Regions from separate parts of the Homo sapiens genome. Here region 1 is linked to region 2. Evidence: chromatin contacts called from ENCODE Hi-C data. All regions are on one chromosome and are shown on one strand. The core of a region is the stretch at or near the end of the contact, and the rest is flanking DNA. Distances in the headings are between cores, read along the strand shown. Region 1 holds the start of OR1A1 (olfactory receptor family 1 subfamily A member 1). Region 2 holds the start of OR1D2 (olfactory receptor family 1 subfamily D member 2).

Region 1 (3,130 bases), core at 132-2,631, 100 kb after region 2:
TGCAATTCTGCCAGTGGTTCAACCTCTACCATGTGTAGAATCTGATAGATTTTGTAGAGTTGTATAATACAACAATCACATGACTAGTAGTAAAGCAGGCAGTATTATAGGTCGTCGTATAGAAGTAGCAAAGCATAGAGGAAGGAATAACAGTTAACATTTCCTAAGTGCTAACTATGTGCCAGGCTGTTTTAAGAGCTATCAGGGGCCGGGCTCAGTGACTCACGCCTGTAATCCCAGCACTTTGGGAGGCTGAGGTGGGCGGATCAAGAGGTCAGGAGATGGAGACCGTCCTGGCTAACACGGTGAAACCCCGTCTCTAATAAAAATACAAAAAATTAGCCGGCTGTGGTGGCGGGCACCTGTAGTCCCAGCTACTCAGGAGGCTGAGGCAGGAGAATCACTTGAACCCAGGAGACAGAGGTTGCAGTGAGCCGAGATCGCGCCACTGCCCTCCAACCTGGCAACAGAGCAAGACTCCATCTCAAAAAAAAACAAAACCAAAAAACAGCCTTCAGGTATTCATTCATTTGATCCTTATAGCAACTTAATGAAGATATTGCTGTTGCTATTGTGGTTATTCCATTTTAGATATGAGCAAATGCATTAAATACATAAATGTCTGAGGTCAGTTACAACTAGTTAGTGGCAGAGCCAGAATTCAAACCCAGCCAGAACCCATCATCTTCTCAGGGTCCTCTATAGAAAGGCAGTGAACCCTCTGCCACCGGAGGTGCTGAGCCACAGGATAATGACCATTAGTCAGGGCTACTATAAGGGTGACACATATGTGAAGTGGGCCAGATAACACTAGGCCCTTTCCACTCTAAAAACAAAAAAAAAAAGGCCTACTATCTGCATGCCACATTAAAAACAAGTAGACAAGTATAACTTCCACCCTAAACTTCCTTGAGAATAAATTCTAGAGAAAAGATGAAATATAACTCTTCTCTGTAGTCTAAACAGCAGACTGGAAGAAAGACTAGGAGCTTCACTCCACCATAATCCTTGTAGCTCCCAAGGGGCACTTCTGCGTTTGTGCAAAGGAGAGGGGGTCACATTCCAACAGCGAGGTTGGAATAGCTCACCCCAGGGCTTGGACCTTGGAGACACACTCTCTGGAAAGCCTCCAGTCCATCCGTCCTCCTGGAAATGATTACTCTTGTGAGCCACTGTGTCCCCTCGGGACACAGGTGAAGGAGTATGTAAATAAGCTGCAACAATTACTCTAACTTTGGCTCGGATGAAGTCCTGGAGGAATCACCTTTCCAGAGACTTGATAACCGGGTGACTAATGCCCACTTTTCTCTATGCTGTGACCTGCCTGCTTCCTTGAGGAGGAAACTCGACTCCTTGTCCTCAAGCTCTTTCGGGGTAGCTCCTCTTGTCCCTTCGGCTCCCCTGTTGGGAAACTGGGGACTCCTCCTTCTAAACCATCCCATTCCTGTGTCCTCCACCTCAGGAACAGAGGATTGTTCCCCATCCTGCCACTGCTTCTCCAGCATGGCTGCCCTCAAACGGGATGCTAGCAGGTGCTAGATGAACTAACTGCAAACTTCCTTTCTGTGGAGGAGAAGTGAAGGCCACAGGGCCAGGACCCTTTTTAAAAGCATCTGAACTGACTCCACAGATAGGGACTTAGACATTGGAAGAGACTGTATCACAGCAACATCAAAGGGTAGACAGCCAGCAACTGTAGGCTACTTGCCCAAGAGGTAAGTTGAATTATGATGTCATTTTATCAAACATAAAAAGACGGTAAATTGAACTGCCCAAAGACACACACAGAGATAGTGGCAAAATTAGAACTCAAATCTTGGCCTGGCTCCAGTATCCAAGTTCTGAGGATCAGATGGACAAGAGAGAGATAGAGATAGAGATAGAGATATATATATAGAGAGAGAGAGAGGAGGAGGAGGAGGAGGAGGAGGACCCTCCCCTTCTGATAATGTTTCTCCTTGGGCTGTTGTCCATGAAAACAGCATCAGAAAAAGATAATTCTGATTTGCTTTTCTCAGTCTTTAGCTCTTTCTACCTCCTATAGTAATATAGTGTGTGTGTGCATGTGTGTGTGTGTAAGAGAGAGCGAGAGCACCTGCCAAAAGTGCATTGTCTTAGAGACCTACAAAATCACCTTGGTCATGCTAATGGGCCCATTAGAAAACATGGTATTTCATTACCAAAGCACTGATGAGCTGAACTATCATGGAAGTCTCAAAGTACTGAGAGATGCATCTTGGTGGTCTACACTGCTACCCAGATAAGGGGAAACACTTGCCTCCTCTGTCCCTGCAGAATTGTTCTCAGCACCACCCCATTCACATGGCTGATATCTCAGAGGATGACGCTTTCCAGGAAAGTGGGTATTAAAGGCGCCGCAATGTTCAAGGCCCTGACGTCATCCCAGTGAACTCAAGGCCCGCTACGTCTCCAGCATGCATGTTGAGGCACCTCCTGGCTTCTCTTCTTGGTGGTAGAGGGTCTTTTTACCTCTTTCCCCTAGTCTGATATATGGCCCCTGGGTCCCTCTTCCAGTATAAATAAACCTCCATTTATTCTCAACCTCTTTACAAGGAACATTCTATCTCCTACCTTAAATGAAACATGAACTTGAGCCACCCAGCTCCATCGCTGTCCTCTGGACCAAATCATCACAGAACATGTGAAATAACAACAGAAGCTCATCATCTAGATTATACAAATGGAACATTAGGTATTTGCTCCAACTGTTTCTTTTTAATTTTTTTAAATTATTTTATTTTTCCTTAAGTTACTGGGGTACAGGTGGTATTTGGTTACATGAGTAAGTTCTTTAGTGGTGATTTGTGAGATCCTGGTGCGCCCATCACCTAAGCAGTATACACTGCACCATATATGTTGTCTTTTATCCCTCGCCCCCTTCGCACTCTTCCCCCCGAGTCCCCAAAGTCCACTGTATCATTCTTATGCCTTTGCATCCTCATAGCTTAGCTCCCACATATCAGTGAGAACATACGATGTTTGGTTTTCCATTCCTGAGTTACTTCACTTAGAATAATACAACATAAATATTGCAGGCCAGGTGTGGTGGCTTATGCCGGGAATTTCAATACTTTGGGAGGCTGAAGTGGGAGGATCACTTCAGGCCAGG
Region 2 (3,120 bases), core at 540-3,039:
CCCGTTCTGCCTCCAGATTTCACAATCTAACTATTCTACCATGGGATGGAGGACAGCAATAATGCCCACCTCCCCCGGGGTCAGGAGAAAGAGCTGAAATGCTGTATGTGGAAGCAGCTCTCCAAACTTAAAGCCTAATTGTCCTTGGAAGGGGCCTGTGATGGGGGTGGCAAAGGGACTCCTATTCTTCATTCCTCCAACTTGTATTTCCCACCCCTTTCTAGTAGGGAACCCACTCTCTCAGTACAAAGAGCAACAGGGTTCCCAGTCTTGCCTCTATCCTGGTTCTGCTGCCCTCTCAGACAGGAGCAGCTGGACCCCACTCTGTCTGTCCGGAATGGTCCAGGATGTCAGGGTGGGACTCCTGGTGTCAGGCCTCATGGTGCAACTGCAGGGGAGACAGAAGATGAGGGCACACGGTATTACAGGCTTCCCACATCACAAATGACTTCTTTCTGCAGTCTTGTTCTTACCATTCAGAGCTCTATGGGACATCTGCTGATGGGAGGGAGGGTAGAGGGCAGGTGACAAGACTGAGGAAGGCCAGAGAACTCCCAGGGAAATTGAGAAATTGATCCCTCTGCTTGCTTGCTTCCTTTTTTCTTCTTTCTTTTCCTTTCTTTTTTTTTGAAATGGAGTCTCACTCTGCCCAGGTTGGAGTGCAGTGGCACGATCTCGGCTCACGGCAATCTCCACCTCCCGGGTTCAAGCCATTCTCCTGCCTCAGCCTCCTGAGTATCTGGGATTACAGGCGTGAGCCATTGCATCTGGCCAGATACCTCTGCTTTGTAACCCACAAGGCAAGCATCTCCTGCACTCATGTGCATCACGATCACCTGTGATGCTTCATAACAAAAAGCTGACTTTCTGACTTTCTGACTCTCTCTCTTGAAGTCCTGAAGTCTCTCTTGAAGTCCTGTTTCTGAGAACCAAGTTCTTTTTAGCAAGCATGCAGTAGTTCTGATGCTATACTTTGGGAAACACTGCTCTGAGTTTGTAAGAGTCAGTGGGTTCTGAACACTGATGTGGTCAGATGGTCACAGAGACACAGACCCCTCTGTTGTGTTGCTGGGGTGTGAGGGGGGAGATTGTAGGGGCAATATGGAAAAGGGGTCCAAGCTTGCAGTGGAAACACTGGGCTTTGTACCTCTTCTGTTACTTCCTAGCTGTATGACCTTGAGTAGGGCCCACGACCTGCCTAAATCCCCTCTTCTCACCTAGGTAGTCATTCTCACAGGCTGTGAGAATTACATGCAACAGAGAATGTGAAAGTACCTTGAAAACTGTAGAGTGCTTCTAAGATTCAAGGGATTGTTCTATTACCTTTGAAGACTAAGAGGTGAGATTACATGAGTTCCCAAAGTGTGTGAGTATGTTTGTGTGACAGAGAAAATGGAGAAGAGAGAAGATAAGAGAGAAGATAAGAGAGAAGAGGGAGAAAGAGCATGAGGCTGAGATGTACAGACCTTACCCACTGCTCTGTGCTGCTCTCAGAGTTCACTGGTTCAGCTTCCTCCACGTTCCTGTTCTACAGGATGAAAACACATTCAGGTCATAAAAGACCAGAATGCATTATTTTCTGAATAGGTCTTGGAGACTCATCCTATTGGCTAAAGGTACAGAGCAGAGAACTTGTTGCCTGGGTCTTCAGCTTCTGTAAAAAAGGAGACAGGATTTCAGGCTATTGATGCCCCAATGAGATTTGTGGGATATGAGAACTGAGTCTTGGATCCTAGATTCATGAAGAAACGGGATGAACAGGGAGCACATCAGGTCTGCTTATCCATTTTGGAGAGAACTTGGGGATGCAATCCCCAGATAGCCTCTTGAGATGAACATGGATAATTGCTCCGATGTTATTCTCTAGAGGTGAGGGTCTTGGGAAATGAGTCTTGTTTACAAGAAATAAACCAGCTCCTTATTGTGCAGTAATCCTAAAATATACCCTAGGAAGGCTGGGTGTGGTGGCTCACACCTGAAATCCCAGCATTTGGGAGGCCGAGGCAGGCAGATCACCTGAGGTCAGGAGTTCATGACCATCTTGGCCAACATGGTGAAACCCCCATCTCTACTAAAAATACAAAAATTAGTTGGGCGTGCTGGCACTTACCTGTTGTCCCAGATGCTTGGGAGACTGAGGCAGGAGGATCGCTTCAACCTGGGAGGTGGAGGTTGCAGTGAGCCGAGATGGCACCACTGCACTCCAGCCTGGGCAACAGAGTGAGACTCCATCTGAAAAAAAAAAAAATAAAAGATAAAATACATATAACAGTAAGCCAAAGTAACAGTAAGCCAAAAATAAAGCGGACTCTACATGTATTGCCTGTTGACTTTGAGTAGGGAGAGGTCTGGCAAATTTAAGGTACTAAACTTCAACTAGAATGATTCCAGATGTCTGTGACCCAAAGTACTAAGCAAAAGCAAGAAAGAAATCCTATTTAGAGGAACATAATGTCACCTTAGAGCTGAAATAACAGAATTATTTCTGTTAATAATTTTTCAAGCACAATATCCAACATAAACCCAAAGATAAAAAGACACAAGGAAGATTCCAATAGCAAGAACCAACACAGGGGAGGCATATAGGGACTCTAGATAATATAGTTATTAGACATAGATGGAAAAATAATGATGCTACATTATTTTAGGAAATAAAATGAAGCCTGAAAATTTTATCAGGAATGTTTACAAACAGGCCAGTCATGAGTAACCAGCACTCAGATGAAAAACACATTACTGACCCTCCAGAAATGACCAAATATTCCTTTCTAGTCACTGTTCCTGCACAGGTACTCACTATCCTAACTGCTAATATCATTAAGCTAGCTTTATCTATTTTCTTACTTTATTTAAATGGAAGTATACAGTTTGTACTCTTTTGTGTTGGCGTTTTTCACTCATTGTATATGTCAGATTCATCCACACAGTTGTATGTGGTTGTAGGTTGTTCATGCTCATTGCTGTATGGTGTTCTATTGTGTGAAGAGACCACTAAACACCCATTGTGGGCATTAGTAGTTTCCGGTTTTTGTCCTGAGTCGTGTAGCTACGCATATCTCTTAGGCATATATACTTAAGAGTGGAATTTATAAATCACATGGCAGGCCTATGTATAGTTTT

The links. Hi-C counts contacts between places; a loop is a spot of excess contacts on that map. Pooled maps may share reads with other maps.
Region 1: a loop to region 2 is called in a map with no recorded cell type, with 2.2 times the contacts of the local background. The contact joins the promoter of OR1A1 here to the promoter of OR1D2 in region 2. A Hi-C loop is called at or near these places in 1 of 37 single-sample maps with no recorded cell type and 1 of 50 pooled maps.

The regions. Positions count from the first base shown.
Region 1 is chr17:3,206,286-3,209,415 of GRCh38, forward strand. OR1A1 (olfactory receptor family 1 subfamily A member 1) reads left to right here and starts at 1,382. Exons shown (of 4, transcript NM_014565.3): 1 at 1,382-1,715; 2 at 2,296-2,713.
Region 2 is chr17:3,102,633-3,105,752 of GRCh38, forward strand. OR1D2 (olfactory receptor family 1 subfamily D member 2) reads right to left here and starts at 1,790. Exons shown (of 2, transcript NM_002548.3): 1 at 1,467-1,790.